Linked DNA regions of Homo sapiens: region 2 is linked to region 1. A link is a contact called in ENCODE Hi-C or POLR2A ChIA-PET data. All regions are on one chromosome and are shown on one strand. Each heading gives the region's core, a stretch centred on a gene start or an enhancer-like site at or near the end of the contact. The rest is flanking DNA. Distances are from core to core; before and after follow the strand shown. Region 1 holds the start of GPR171 (G protein-coupled receptor 171). Region 2 holds the start of SLC33A1 (solute carrier family 33 member 1).

What was found. A loop is a pair of places that touch in the nucleus more often than their neighbours do. ChIA-PET counts read pairs that join two places held with the same protein, here RNA polymerase II (POLR2A). Pooled maps may share reads with other maps.
Region 2: a loop to region 1 is called in a map of naive thymus-derived CD4-positive, alpha-beta T cell, with 20 times the contacts of the local background. The contact joins the promoter of SLC33A1 here to the promoter of GPR171 in region 1. A Hi-C loop is called at or near these places in 1 of 168 maps with a recorded cell type or tissue (naive thymus-derived CD4-positive, alpha-beta T cell) and 5 of 50 pooled maps. POLR2A ChIA-PET finds 5 or more read pairs at or near these places in 1 of 52 experiments (PC-9).

What each region holds. Positions count from the first base shown.
Region 1 is chr3:151,198,416-151,205,946 of GRCh38, reverse strand. GPR171 (G protein-coupled receptor 171) reads left to right here and starts at 2,731. Exons shown (of 3, transcript NM_013308.4): 1 at 2,731-2,843; 2 at 4,950-5,038; 3 at 6,508-7,531. The coding sequence starts at 6,561. The coding sequence ends at 7,520. The region is part of intron 16 of MED12L (mediator complex subunit 12L); the gene reads right to left.
Region 2 is chr3:155,850,749-155,858,279 of GRCh38, reverse strand. It overlaps SLC33A1 (solute carrier family 33 member 1), which reads left to right and starts at 3,853. Exons shown (of 6, transcript NM_004733.4): 1 at 3,853-5,057. The coding sequence starts at 4,283. LOC105374174 (a long non-coding RNA gene) reads right to left here and starts at 3,527. Exons shown (of 3, transcript XR_924607.4): 1 at 3,202-3,527; 2 at 1-28. RefSeq lists enhancers at 203-302, 3,266-3,825, 4,196-4,265.

The DNA of each region.
Region 1 (7,531 bases), core at 1,482-3,981:
TAAGAGCGTCCCAAATTCACATTCCAGAGGCTGAAAACTCCATGAGGAAGGCAAGAACAGTGGTACACTGTTCTACCACCCAATGGCATGCAAATTCAAATGGTTACAAATACTAAATGGGAAGGGGGACCGGATTGACCTGATGGCCTCCATTGTAATCACTGTCCCCAGCAATTTCATTGTAAGAAGCATAACTAAGAGCTGGGACGCTAGGGTCTAACTGTGCAGGCTTGAGTGGGCCTTAATTTCTCTGCACCACAGTTTCCCCATCTGTAAGAGGCAGAATCTCCTGTATCTCATGGCTTGTTTTAACAAAAACAAGTCCTCAGACCTGTGCCCGGCTGTGGCAGTGACCACCGACCCCAACATTTGCTTTCCCCTTCCTCATTAGTTCCAAATGGCTTCCATGCTATGCCGAAAAAGCACATTTTAAAAACGCTAAATATTCAAAGCAAGTATTTCTACTGAAATACCGTTGTTTGGTATTTGTGTTCAATAAAATCAAAAGCACGTTTTGTATGGATAGGAGAGTTGACCACAGAAAATATTTTCTTTCTCAATTCATAACTTGGTGGACAATTTAGCTTTAATTTTTATTTTACACATACAAAATATCCATGAAATATTCATAAGTAATGAATAGATTATTTCTTTAACAAAAAGTACTGCCATGACCAAGGTAAGGGAAAAATAACTTCACCTCACTTCTTCCCGCTTGGGTGTGTATTAGTGATGACATGCAACTTCCCGGAACACTAAGTACAGTCACAAACACTTGTCCTCAGTGAAACAGATAGAAAAAAGTGGCTTATAGAAAATCAAATGAAACTAGTATTAAAAAATGAAAACTACATGTATTTCCACTGTGAATAAACTTCCACACAAAGCCAGGTTGCCTAAGCTCATTCTCAGAAGGAGGAATATGATTCATCTATTAAAAGATTAATTCTCACTATTCTAAAAATTAAATAGAACTCTGAGAACAAGGGCACTTCAGTGCTTTCACATTTGGCAATCCAGACACAGAAACTGTGGTCTGGGTAGATTTTTAAGTACAATTGTTTGTACTTTTCAATTGTGTCTACAACCTTAAAGTGAACCGAGGAAGTAAACATATAAAGAGACCTAACTAAAAAAAGCAAAACAGAAACTGTCAAAAATCTTTCATCCCAGTTTTTCTCCATGCCATGGTAAAATCATTCACCACTGTTTGCAGTCAACTCCACTCATCTCTAAATTCTCTCCCTTTCATCTCCTCTACCCTCCAGTGGATGTAAACCCTGATCACTTCTCACTTACTTGTCTGCAAATATATCTTTTCTACAAGTATGTTCTTCAGTGAGTCCTGTACAATGTTGAAGCATACATATCTTAAAAGAAAGATCCTTTCCTAGCACTATGATGATGAAGTTCACAGTGGTTCTTAACATAAAATGTTTGAGAAACATTTGCTTTTTCCCTCCTAGTTTATAATTTATGGTCTTCACTGGCAAAAATAATAATTATATGAATTTGGGAGAATGTCAGAATACCTGAGACGTGACCAATATCATCATAAGCATCTTTACATTTTTTTCAAAAGTCTCCTTAGACTTTCCCTAAATTCTCCCTAGCTAGATACTTCTCATTTCATCTTTTGAGACATTTTTCTTTTTAAAAACTAATACCAAGAGATTAATTTTAGATCCTGGAAAGGTATCTTCTTTTTTCTTATCCAGAAAACTGACCAAGTATTATTAAAAGAAACCAAAGCACCTACCAAGCCAATGAAGCATTAGAAGAAACCAGACCCTAAATAACCAGGCAATGGCTTTGCATTAACACATCAACTTTGAACCAGAAAATTCAGAACTCTTGAAAATATGTTTGTTAGGTCCCCCAGCATGCTAGGCTTCTTTCAAACATTCAGTTAGTTCTGCCACAGACACAATGAACATTTAACCAAACAACTTAAATACACACTGTAGGGTTCCTTTACACACAATCTATTAATTACTAAATACTATTCCAATTCATCAGGCTGTTTGAGTCAAACAGACAAATACTTATTACAAGTCTAATCTCATAAATTGAATATATAATATATTCTTCAATGAAAAATTATAAACTATAAAATAGTATGAATAACATCTAAGTGGAAATACATAAGCATAGAAAAAATTTAAAACTTATGTACCAAAAATATTAACAGTAATTATCTCTCTGCATAATGATGTTCCTTTTTTATTTCTATTTCCAGATTTTTCTATAATGAACATAAAATAAGATAAATAAAATGTATACATTAGCTGACTCTGTAAAACACATCTTTTTGTTTACTTCTTTTTTTAATAATAGGTGTCTCAGCAGGAATAAAAACTGCAACTATTTTTTAAATTTTAACTTTGAAATGCTGTGTTACTATATATACTGAAAAAATATTTGCTTAAACACCTTATATCTTTAATTATTAATCCCCATCAAGGCATGAAGAGTGATATTCTTTGAAATCATTATGACACAAAACATACCTTGGATACTTTAAAAAAAAAAAAAGGCTAGGTACTAAATGAAGATCTTTTCTCTAAAAAATATGACAAATAAATTGCTTAAGAAAGCATACATGAAATTGTATACATTAAAAAAACTTCTTTAGGAGACTTTCATAAAGTTAAACTACTTGCAAACCACAGTTTCATCTACGTCAATATGCAACATTTTAAAACCACACAAAAAGGAAAGGAAATTTTTAGTAAAGCCAGCAGCCTGCAATGGGGTTGCTACTGCTGCGGCTAACCAAACAGCTCATGCTTCTCTGAAGACTTGCAGCAAGGCTTGCTGAGGCTCACAGAAGATAGCCCCAGGTATGTCTTTTTAAACACTTAATATATTCAAATGCTTTTCCGTGGAAAACAAAATTGTGATTTTTCAGTATTTAAGGCTTATAAGTAGAAAAAGCCAAGCTGTATAAAAAAAAAGCATCAATTTTTAAACTCTAAATAGGTCCTAGCTGTGAATGACACTATAATTTTCTTATATCTGATGAACCCATTCATCTGTCTCCAAAAGACAGGATAATTGACACCAGACTGAATACCTGAGCGAGCATAACTATTCAGTAACTCAATCTTATAACTGGGTGGATAGAGGCCATGTTGTAGATCTTCACAACAGGGAACAACAGGCCTTAAGATGACTTTCCTCTACAAACATTACAATAGGTGATTTCAAGAAGATTCCACTGTGATTCCCATAGAAAATCTAATAAGCTTTTATTTTGTTTTTGTTTTGTTTTGTTTTTGAGGAGTCTCGCTTTTTCACCCAGGCTGGAGTGCAGTGGTGCGATCTCAGCTCACTTCAACCTCCACATCCCGGGTTCAAACAATTCTCCTGCCTCAGCCTCCCGAGTAGCTGGGATTACAGGTGCCCGCCACCGCGTTGGCTAATTTTTGTATTTTTAGTAGAGACAGGATTTCACCATGTTGGCCAGGCTGGTCTCGAACTCTTGACCTCAAGTGATCCACCCGCCTCAGCCTCCCAAAGTGCTGGGATTACAGGCGTGAGCCACTGTGCCCAGCCAGTTTATTTATTTTCTAAGCAATGGGCACTCTATCCAAACTACAGAGACAGTTAAAATCTTGTATTGTTGTTGCTGCACTACTTCTGAGTATCTCACATTTTCACTGGTAAGTAACTGTCTGGTAAAATATTTATTAAGCACTTAGTTCTCAAACTTGTGACACAGAACACAGGATGTTATTATACAATATTTTAACCTCTAATTTACATAAGCAAAAATTTTAAATAAACAGATTTGTTTCTCACTGCAATTTAGACAAAAGTTCACAAACACAAATGTGAGAAATGTGAGATGCTCCATGATTCTTGAGAATTACTGAATGATTATTCATTTCAGATAAATTATTCATGTACGGTATATATCGTCAGTTCTAGCTACAGAGAAAATTAATCAAAATAAATTACTCTAATTCTTCTCTTTACCATATACGTCTCATTGATACAACAGACTTATTTTATAGTTGTGCAAGCAATGGAGCACTTAAAGAAACACATTATGTTACCATTATTATGTAATATTTGAAATAGAAGTGCGTAAGCCAAAATCCTAGGGCCTTAGAAAGTAACAATAAGCAAAGATGTGACACTATATCAATGCACACGAATACTAGTTTTTCACATAAAGAAGAAAAGTATGTTCAAAATTCCAAGGTACAAATGGTAACTATCCAAATTCATGGTCGCCAAGGACATCGGTAAAGCCTGGAGTAGCTTTCAGATGTGAGGAGCTTCCTTAAAGCTCTGGAATAAGCAGGATTCAGGAATAGTAAGGATAAATGCAGAGCGCTTAGAAGATGACCAATAAGAACAGATCTTAGTCCTGCCTGAACATGCTGTGAAAGCTTGAGGAACACACCAGTGCCAGCCCTCAATCTCCTCAACTGACTTGGGGATTAGACTACAGGCTATCGATAAAGTTTCCATCCATCCTTAAAATCCTATGACTCCAAAATTTCTATCACATGCAAAAGTATAAAGGCAGGAAGGAACTGTACACAGAATAATAGAGACCCCACCAATCCCAATCTTAATCTGGGATGTAAGTAGAGATGGTAGAGAGAAACTAGGTTATGGAAGCTTTGAGAGCAAAGTTGGTTTAAACTTATTGGATGGGCCTAGGTTTTGTTTTTAAATGTGCGTGTGAGAGAGAGAGAGAGAGAGAGAGTGTGTGCACGTGGTTGTATGCATAGAACAGCAAAATATACGAAAAGCCTAAACTTATATTCTTAGTATTTTGGTAAAAAGTTAAAAATAGTTTATTTCAGCTTTATTACATAAAAATTGTTTAGAACATAGTTCCTGCCCACACAGTAAGCCCTTAGTAAAGACTGGCAGATATAATAATAATCATTATCATTTCTATCATCATCTTACTATTGTTACTGAGGCAGTGTTTTGGAGTGGTTTTGAATGTGATTCTGAGATCAGACTGACTGAGCTGGAATCCTGGCTTTATATCTTACCAGCTACACAACCTTGGGTAAGTAACCCCATTATGCCTCAATTTCCTCATCTGTAAAGCAGGGACAATAACAACACCTAGCTTATGGAAATGATAAGAAGTTAAATAAGTACATGTAAAGTATTTGGCATAGTGCCAGATACAAACCAACTGCTTAATTATTTTCATCGAGTTTGGTAAAGAATGACATTATTCATGGACTCTAACGTGCTAACTCAGGTAGGGAAAGAGAAAGGGCATGTAGCCTTTAAGCAGCACTTGAATTTAGAAAGCTTTGTGTACATCTGCCTTATTCATCTGTTTGCATACATTGTTTCATTACAAATGCACACAAAGGATCATTAATTAATTGGGGAAATTAAAATTTAGAAAGATGTCAGAAGTTTTATTCTCTTATTAAAAGGCACTTACAGAGTAGCTGATCTGGCCTTCAATGTTGGTCACTATAACTTATATTTGCTTCTTTTAAAAAGGTTGTATTATAATATAAAATGTTTCCTTGCTAAAATACAAAAATAATCTTCAGGTCTTTAAAACAAAAGAACACTGTTTAATGTGCAAAAGGGGGACCCACACCAACAGGCAGCACCAGAAAGATTACTAATGTACCCTTAGCTCTAAGCATGTGAGTTTGAATAGACCAGGTCAAAGGGAGCCCTATCAGTTTAACTTGAGCTTACAAACCCGCTCAATGTTCCAGATTTGGGAGGGACATGACAAGACTTCATTGTCATTATCAGTGGTGATCACAGTAGTTCTAAGGGTATGTCTTATGCTTCTGGGCTTTTAACTGCTTCAAAACCCACAATGAAAGAAAAAAAAAGCGACTCAAGTGTTGAAGTCAGATGTTTTGATACTAATATAAATAAATCTTTCTCCAAGGATTTTGTAACCAATGAACATACATCCATGTTCTGGTAGTTGTGGGTTTTTTTGTTTGTTTTTTTGGTTTTTTTCTGTTTGTTTTTGAGACAGACTCTTGCGACCAGGCTGGAGATTTTCCATCAACTCCTTACTTCCCCTGTCAGCCTGGGTTCTCCCAGCCTTAGGAGCCACATGAATCTATGGAAAACAAAAAACTAAAACAAGAAAAAAACCAGAAGGCCTCATTGAAAGCTCTTCATGCTCAACCACAACCCTAGTTTCCTCTCTCTACTTCTCAGAATCTCGGTTCACTTATCTCCTCTGCAAACTAACTTCCAACCCAACTGGTAACAAGAACTACCAGAATGGAAAAACCTGAGGTTGAAAATATCCCTACCAAAAGCAAACCTGCATGGGATTTCCTGAAAGTCACAAAATCAGACAATGGAAAACCCAGGCATCTTCACAATCTAGTATGTTCTCACCAGGCCATATGGTCTGGTAAGTTCACCAATAAAATTCTAAGAACTGGAAAGACAACGGTATTGTGAAGACCAATGTCTTTTAAAGAAAATAGTTGCTAATTTTAATTACTAACCTCCCTTTCCTTGTTTCTTTTACAGAGTCTTAGAAATTTTTTCTTTTCAATAAGCAGTCATCCTTACTTTCCCTCAAGATGACAAACAGTTCGTTCTTCTGCCCAGTTTATAAAGATCTGGAGCCATTCACGTATTTTTTTTATTTAGTTTTCCTTGTTGGAATTATTGGAAGTTGTTTTGCAACCTGGGCTTTTATACAGAAGAATACGAATCACAGGTGTGTGAGCATCTACTTAATTAATTTGCTTACAGCCGATTTCCTGCTTACTCTGGCATTACCAGTGAAAATTGTTGTTGACTTGGGTGTGGCACCTTGGAAGCTGAAGATATTCCACTGCCAAGTAACAGCCTGCCTCATCTATATCAATATGTATTTATCAATTATCTTCTTAGCATTTGTCAGCATTGACCGCTGTCTTCAGCTGACACACAGCTGCAAGATCTACCGAATACAAGAACCCGGATTTGCCAAAATGATATCAACCGTTGTGTGGCTAATGGTCCTTCTTATAATGGTGCCAAATATGATGATTCCCATCAAAGACATCAAGGAAAAGTCAAATGTGGGTTGTATGGAGTTTAAAAAGGAATTTGGAAGAAATTGGCATTTGCTGACAAATTTCATATGTGTAGCAATATTTTTAAATTTCTCAGCCATCATTTTAATATCCAATTGCCTTGTAATTCGACAGCTCTACAGAAACAAAGATAATGAAAATTACCCAAATGTGAAAAAGGCTCTCATCAACATACTTTTAGTGACCACGGGCTACATCATATGCTTTGTTCCTTACCACATTGTCCGAATCCCGTATACCCTCAGCCAGACAGAAGTCATAACTGATTGCTCAACCAGGATTTCACTCTTCAAAGCCAAAGAGGCTACACTGCTCCTGGCTGTGTCGAACCTGTGCTTTGATCCTATCCTGTACTATCACCTCTCAAAAGCATTCCGCTCAAAGGTCACTGAGACTTTTGCCTCACCTAAAGAGACCAAGGCTCAGAAAGAAAAATTAAGATGTGAAAATAATGCATAAAAGACAGGATT
Region 2 (7,531 bases), core at 2,604-5,103, 4.7 Mb before region 1:
AAGCTTTCAACTGGAAAACACAGGATACCTATAAAGGGACAAGGAAAAAAAAAAAAAGCAAGAAAGGATCATGGCGACCACCAGAAGGGTTTTATATTTGGCAGTTTCACCAGCTTCCCCAAAACACATCAATCAGGGAACACCAGTATTCCAAAAGAAAGGGGAAATGATATTAACTGAAGTGAGTTAGGGGAGTTGAAAATGCAAAAAAAACAAAAACAAAAAACAAAAACAGCTATTCATGACAGTATGGGCTGAAGGTCCCATGCGGTATCAGTTTTGTTTTCATAGTGATAGTGACATTTGTTCCACATTTGCTGAGGGACACTGAGGGCCTGGTGGGGGTGGTGTTCCCAGGTTTGTAGAGAAATGTCTTAGTTTGTGTTGGAAAGATACTACCACTAAGTCTTCTAAGAAGACAACAGCAATTTGGGCATGGCTTAGCAACGAATACTTGTCTCTACTCTTTATTTAGCATTAGCAGGGGTGGCTCACCTTGGGGCTGGAGGATTCTCTTCTCACTGTGTTGCCCAGACTGGAGTGCAGTGGCACAGTCTTGGCTCACTGCAACCACCACCTCCCAGGTTCAAGCGATTCTCCTACCTCAGCCTCCCAAGTAGGTGGGATTACAGGCATTCACCACCACACCCAGATAATTTTTGTATTTTTAGTAGAGACAGGGTTTTACCATCTTGGCCACACTGGTCTTGAACTCCTGACCTCAAGTGATCCACCTGCCTTGGCCTCCCAAAGTGTTGAGATTACAGGCATAAGCCATTGCCCCTGGCCCACCTTATCACTTTAATAATGCATACACATTGAATTGGGGTAACATGAAAAACACTTTTCCTGATATTTGCCTCCAGTCATTTTTCCTATTGTTTGTAACTCTTGCCTGCATAGATCTAAAGATTTAACATTTGATAGGAAGATAATTGAACCACTAAAGGGGAATCATTCTTATATGTAGGGAGAAATCAATTATTTCCAAGAAGATTCCTTATTTAAAAACTGATGTGGCGGGACACGGTAGCACACACCTGTAGTCCCAGCTACTCAGGAGGCTGAGGCAGGAGAATCACTTGAACCCGGGAGGTGGAGGTTGCAGTGAGCCGAGATCACACTGTTGCACTCCAGCCTGGGCGACAGAGCGAAACTCCATCTCAAAAAAGAAAAAAAAAAAATGAAAAAAACTCAAAACTGATTTGGTATCTATACAATGGACTAATACTCTGTGATTTAAAAGAAAGACGGACATACATTGATACTGATATATTACCATCTTAAATGGATCTCAAGGACATTTTGGTGGATGAAAAAAAAAGTTGATCCCCAAAGTTGCATACTATATGATTCCACTTTTATAATATTCTTGAAAGGACGTAAGTATAGCCGTGGAGAACAAATTAGTGATTGCCAAAGAACAGGGAGGAGGACAGTGGACTGGTGCAACTATTAATATGTAGTACTATAAGGGATAGCACTATGAAAGGGTAACACAGGACACACACACACACACACAAGCTAGTGCATGTAAAAACTGGTGAAATTGGAATAAAGCCTGTGGTCTGGTTAACAATATTTTACAGATGTCAGTTTCCTGGTTTTAATATTGTACTATAATCACGTAAGAGGCAATGATCAGAGGAAGGTGGGTGAAGGGTATATGGGACTCTGCTATATTTGCAATTTCCTGTGAATCTATAATTATTTCAAATTAAAGAAGGGGAAAAAATCAAACACAAGACATACAAACTCATCAAGTATTTCCTTTTTTTTTGGAAAAAAAAAAAACACCTACTGATTGTGAATGGCTTTATTGGCTGCTTCCTTTAACTCCCACAACTCTCTGAAATAGATGTTATGAACTCTATTTTAATTTTCATCAAAATGGAGGCTTAGGTTAAGTAATCTGTCCAAGGCACAACTACTGTTAGAGCCAGGGTTTGAATCCAGCACAATATAAATCCCACTCATGGTTGTTTTGGTTTAATCTTGATTGGACTTAAATGACACCGTTCTTTTCTTTAACACCCAGACTGGAGTGCAATGGCATGATCTCGGCTCACTGCAACCTCCGCCTCCCGGGTTCAAACGATTCTCCAGCCCCAGCCTCCCGAGTATCTGGGACTACAGGCATGAGCCACCACACCCAGCTGATTTTTGTATTTTTAGTAGAGACAGGGTTTCACCATATTGGCCAGGCTTGTCTTGAACCCCTGACCTCAAGTGATCTGCCCGCCTCAGCCTCTCAAAGTGTTGGGATTACAGGTGTGAGCCACCGCGCCCGGCCAACACTGTTCTTTTCTGCAATCTATTCTTCTACTTAACAAAGATTAGAGGACTTTACAGTTGCCTTTTTTTTTTTTTTCCAGACGGAGTCTCACTCTGTCGCCAGGTTGGATTGCAGTGGCACGATCCCGGTTCACTGCAACCTCCGCCTCCCAGGTTCAAGCGAGTCTCCTGTCTCAGCCTCCCAAGTAGCTGGGGCTACAGGCGCGCGCCACCAGGCCGAGCTAATTTTTTGTATTTTTAGTAGAGACGGGGTTTCACCGTGTTGGCCAGGATGGTCTCAATCTCTTGACCTCGTGATCCACCCGCCTCGGCCTCCCAAAGTTCTGGGATTATAGGCGTGAGCCACTGTGCCTAGCCTGCCATTACGTTTGTAATCCCAGCACTTTGGGAGGCCGAGGCAGGCGGATCACGAGGTCAGGAGTTCGAGACCAGCCTGGCCAACATAGTGAAACCCCGTCTCTACTAAAAATACAAAAATTAGCCGGGCGTGGTGGCGCGTGCCTGTAGTCCCAGCTACTCGGGAGGCTGAGGCAGGAGAATCGCTTGAACCCGGGAGGTGGAGGCTGCAGCGAGCCGAGATGGCCCTACTGAACACCAGCCCAGGCGACAGTGTGAGATTCCTCTCAAAAGAAAAAAAAATAATAATCTTTCTGCCAGAGGTGAGAGAGCAGAAAAAAAATTAATCAGATTCTCAAATTCCTGTACGTCTCTTAGTAGAGACGGGTTTCTCCTTGTTGGTCAGGCTGATCTTGAACTCCCAATCTCAGGTGATCCGCCCGCCTCGGCCTTCCAAAGTGCTGGGATTACAGGCGTGAGCCACCGCGCCCGGCCACAAGACGTTTTATTGCAACATAAAAACAGGATGTAACGAGTCTTCCAATCACCAATGTAATTAGAGTTGGTTACCAAGTTTCCCCACGCGTCTTCCACCATGAGGGAGAAACGGACTGCAGACAAACCTAGCACCCCTTGAGCAGTTTAATTCGTACTATAAATATGTAGGCACCGTAAGGACGCGATTCTCCAGTTTGCCAGGCCTTTTTCTATCCTTTTGGGGGCACAAGGCGACCTTGCCTCCTGATTCAAAAACTTCGTAAACGTCAATCCTTCTACCCTTTTCTGGTCAGCCCACGAAAGCAGCAGCATGGCACAACTCCCAGCCTAGAGTTCGGGCACTGCCTGTCGTCAGCATAACGAAGAAACCTACACCCACGAAGACTTCAGACCCCACGTGATTACATCACTCAACCACCAGCGCTGGCCTGGAGGAACCCGCTGTCACGTGACCGCTCGTGCCCAATGACCGAGGCCCACGCTTTCCAGACCGCCACAGTCGCTGTCACAGGGCCTGAGTTTGGGCGGCGCCCCGCCCCGGCCGCACGGTGCGCCGGCGTTAATCCTCCCCGAAGGTTCCGGCAGCCAAGATTGCAGGTTCCCACCAAGCATTGTTTCCGAACTGGGCCACGAGAGCGTGTCCCTGATTGGCTTGCTCTGGAGGCTGGGAAGGGACCTGTTAGAGACTGGGACCACTTCCTGAAGCGCGAGGCAGGAAGTTATATGCTTTTTCTGGAGTCCTGTAGAGAAAGTGCTCTCTGCCGCATTGATAGCAGCGAGAGCTGGAGGTGTTGGGTCGGGAGACCAGCCGTTCGATCCCGCCGCAGGTAGGAGCTGGTTTCCATCCTGGCACCACGGCACACACCTCCAGCCTCGAGCCCGGCGCTGCTGCCCGGGGGTCTCCTTCAGGCTCTTTGACGCCGTTCCAGGGGGCACCTATCCAGGCATCCTCTGGGCCTCTAGCCAGAGGACTGGCTCCCGGCTTCAGCACTCCGGGCTGCAGTAAGAAGTGCCCTTATCGCTCTGAGCCCTGCCACCATCCCGTGAACCACCGAAACCCTGGTCCAGCGCGACAGCCTTGGACCTGGGACTGGACGGATCCAAAACGCTCAGCCTCGGCCCCCCACAGACGGGGCTCTGCATCGTCTCTGATATGTCACCCACCATCTCCCACAAGGACAGCAGCCGGCAACGGCGGCCAGGGAATTTCAGTCACTCTCTGGATATGAAGAGCGGTCCCCTGCCGCCAGGCGGTTGGGATGACAGTCATTTGGACTCAGCGGGCCGGGAAGGGGACAGAGAAGCTCTTCTGGGGGATACCGGCACTGGCGACTTCTTAAAAGCCCCACAGAGCTTCCGGGCCGAACTAAGCAGCATTTTGCTACTACTCTTTCTTTACGTGCTTCAGGGTATTCCCCTGGGCTTGGCGGGAAGCATCCCACTCATTTTGCAAAGCAAAAATGTTAGCTATACAGACCAAGCTTTCTTCAGTTTTGTCTTTTGGCCCTTCAGTCTCAAATTACTCTGGGCCCCGTTGGTTGATGCGGTCTACGTTAAGAACTTCGGTCGTCGCAAATCTTGGCTTGTCCCGACACAGTATATACTAGGACTCTTCATGATCTATTTATCCACTCAGGTGGACCGTTTGCTTGGGAATACCGATGACAGAACACCCGACGTGATTGCTCTCACTGTGGCGTTCTTTTTGTTTGAATTCTTGGCCGCCACTCAGGACATTGCCGTCGATGGTTGGGCGTTAACTATGTTATCCAGGGAAAATGTGGGTTATGCTTCTACTTGCAATTCGGTGGGCCAAACAGCGGGTTACTTTTTGGGCAATGTTTTGTTTTTGGCCCTTGAATCTGCCGACTTTTGTAACAAATATTTGCGGTTTCAGCCTCAACCCAGAGGAATCGTTACTCTTTCAGGTAGTGTATTTAAGCTATTATGGTGTTAGGTTTATTTATCCTTTTGAAAGAGTGTGTGACGTTGGAGGGAAGCTCATTAATTTACTGGAAATCATTGTATGGGAGATAACTCAAGGTAAGTTTTCTGTTTCGTCCAAATGAGCTTCTTTGAAATATTAAAGCCAAAATGAATGATATTAGAGCAATCAAATGATCACTATGCGGTTAACAGGGAGAGGCAACCCATCAAATAACACAACCGAGTCCAGGGATTCATGCCACTTGCTTAATACACAAATGCACACTTTTAAAAAGTGTGGCTCATATGGTTCACATTTTTCCTTTTGTCTTGTTGGTTTTAGGTTTCTAGCTCTATACTTTCTAATCCATTTCTACCCCTACCGTTGTACCCAGAATCCAGCCTTCTAGTGAATGGAACAGGGTTTATTCGTTCAAACATTATTGAACCAGCTAAGGGACGGGATTCTAAGGCCTCTAATGAATAAGGCAGAGTTCTGCACTCAAGAAATAAGGAAGATGAACATTTTAGGAGAGTTCAGAGTTGCCAGTTAGTAACTGCCTTTGGGAGTCAGGCTTCACATTGCAGATAACATTTGACTTTGTTCTTGAATAAGATTCCACGAGGCCAGGAAATGGCACACCAGAATGCACAACACAAAGTAAAAGTGCACTGAGGCAGGAAAGTACAAAAAAGTACAGGACATTGCCTAAATTGTGGAACTGGGTTTGGGAAATCGTGCTGAGAAAGGCTGTGACTAAATTAGTAAGATTTTCTTTAATTACTATGGGAAAAGAGTTTAAAGTTTGTCCTGTAAGTAATGGAGGGTAAGTTCTAAAAAATTTCCCTGTTTCTCTGCATGAGTAAAACACATGTAAGTTTTTCTCTTTTTTCTTTTTTCTTCTTTTTTTTAATTGAGATAGTTGGGGGTCGGGGGGGCTGTCTCACTATGTTGGCCAGGCTGGTCTTGAACTCCTGGCCTCAGGTGATTCTCCCCCTCCTTGGCCTCCCAAAGTACTGGGAATTATAAGTGTGAACCACCCCACCTGGCCTAAGCTTTTTTGTTTGTTTGTTTGTTTTTAACTTTTGTAACAACTAGAAAACAAGTAAAATGACCAATATCAGGAATAACAATGTCAGGAATATAGTGAAATTCTTCATTCTGTCAGTGATGATGAATTTAGGGGATTCTGTTTTGAAATTTAAGCAACTGAACTTCTCAGCTTCTGTGCTACCTTGGAAATTCACAGTAGAGTAAATGTCCAGGTATGTGGTGGTGGTAGGAGGTGTCACAACTACACTATTTTCCTGCAATCTTATTCTCACAGACATCTAACCTTATGTACACCTCCTCAAACTGCTAATGAGTGAGCCACTATTACTGGTGAAATGATGGTGATAGTACTTTTTCCTCAGTTGTTTGGTTGAGAGATAATTGCTTTGCACCCAGGTAGATTTGTCTCAGTGTTCTGGGGTTCCACTCCTGCTTTATGAATAATTCACTGCTGGCCGGGCACAGTGGCTCACACCTGTAATCCCAGCACTTTGGGAGGCTGAGGTGGGAGGATCACTTGAGGTCAGGAGTTTGAGACCAGCCTGGCCAGCATGGCGAAACCCCATTTTTGAGACTCTGTCTCAAAAATAAATAAATAAATAAAATAAAAAATAAGTCACGACTGGGCACAGTGGCTCACACCTGTTATCCCAGCACTTTGGGAGTCTGAGGTGGGAGGACTGCTTGAGCTGAGGAGGTAGAGCCAGCTTGGGCAATACAGCAAGACCTCATCTCTACTAAAAATTAAAAAAAAAAAAAAAATAGCTGGGTGTTTTGCGAAGGCCTGTAACCCTAGCTACTCAGGAGGCTGAGGCAGGAGGATTGCTTCAGCCCGGGAGATTGTGGCTTCAGTGAGCTATGATCCAATCATTGCACCCCAGCCTGGTCAACAGAGTGCAACCCTGTCTTAAAATTATATATATGTATTTTTTATATGGAGTCTCCCTCTGACACTAGACTGGAGTGCAGTGGCAGGACCTCAGCTCACTGCGATTTCCACTTCTCTAGTTCAAGCCATTCTCCTGCCTCAGCCTCCTGAGTAGTGGGATTACAGGCATGTGCCACCACACCCAGCTAATTTTTGTATTTTTAGTACAGACAAGGTTTCACTGTGTTGGCCAGGATGGTCTCGATCTCCTGATCTTGTGATCCGCCCACCTCGGCCTCCCAAAGTGTTGGGATTACAGGCGTAAGCCACTGCGCCCAGCCAAAATAAATTAATTAATTAAAAATAAAATTAAAATAAAGAAGTCAAGGCTGGTGCAGTGGCTCACGCCTGTAATCCCAGCACTTTGGGAGGCTGAGGTGGACAGATCACCTGAGATCAGGAGTTTGAGACCAACCTGGCCAACATGGCAAAACCCCTTCTCTATTAAAAATACAAAAATTAGGTGGAAGTGGTGGCATTCACTTGTAATCCCA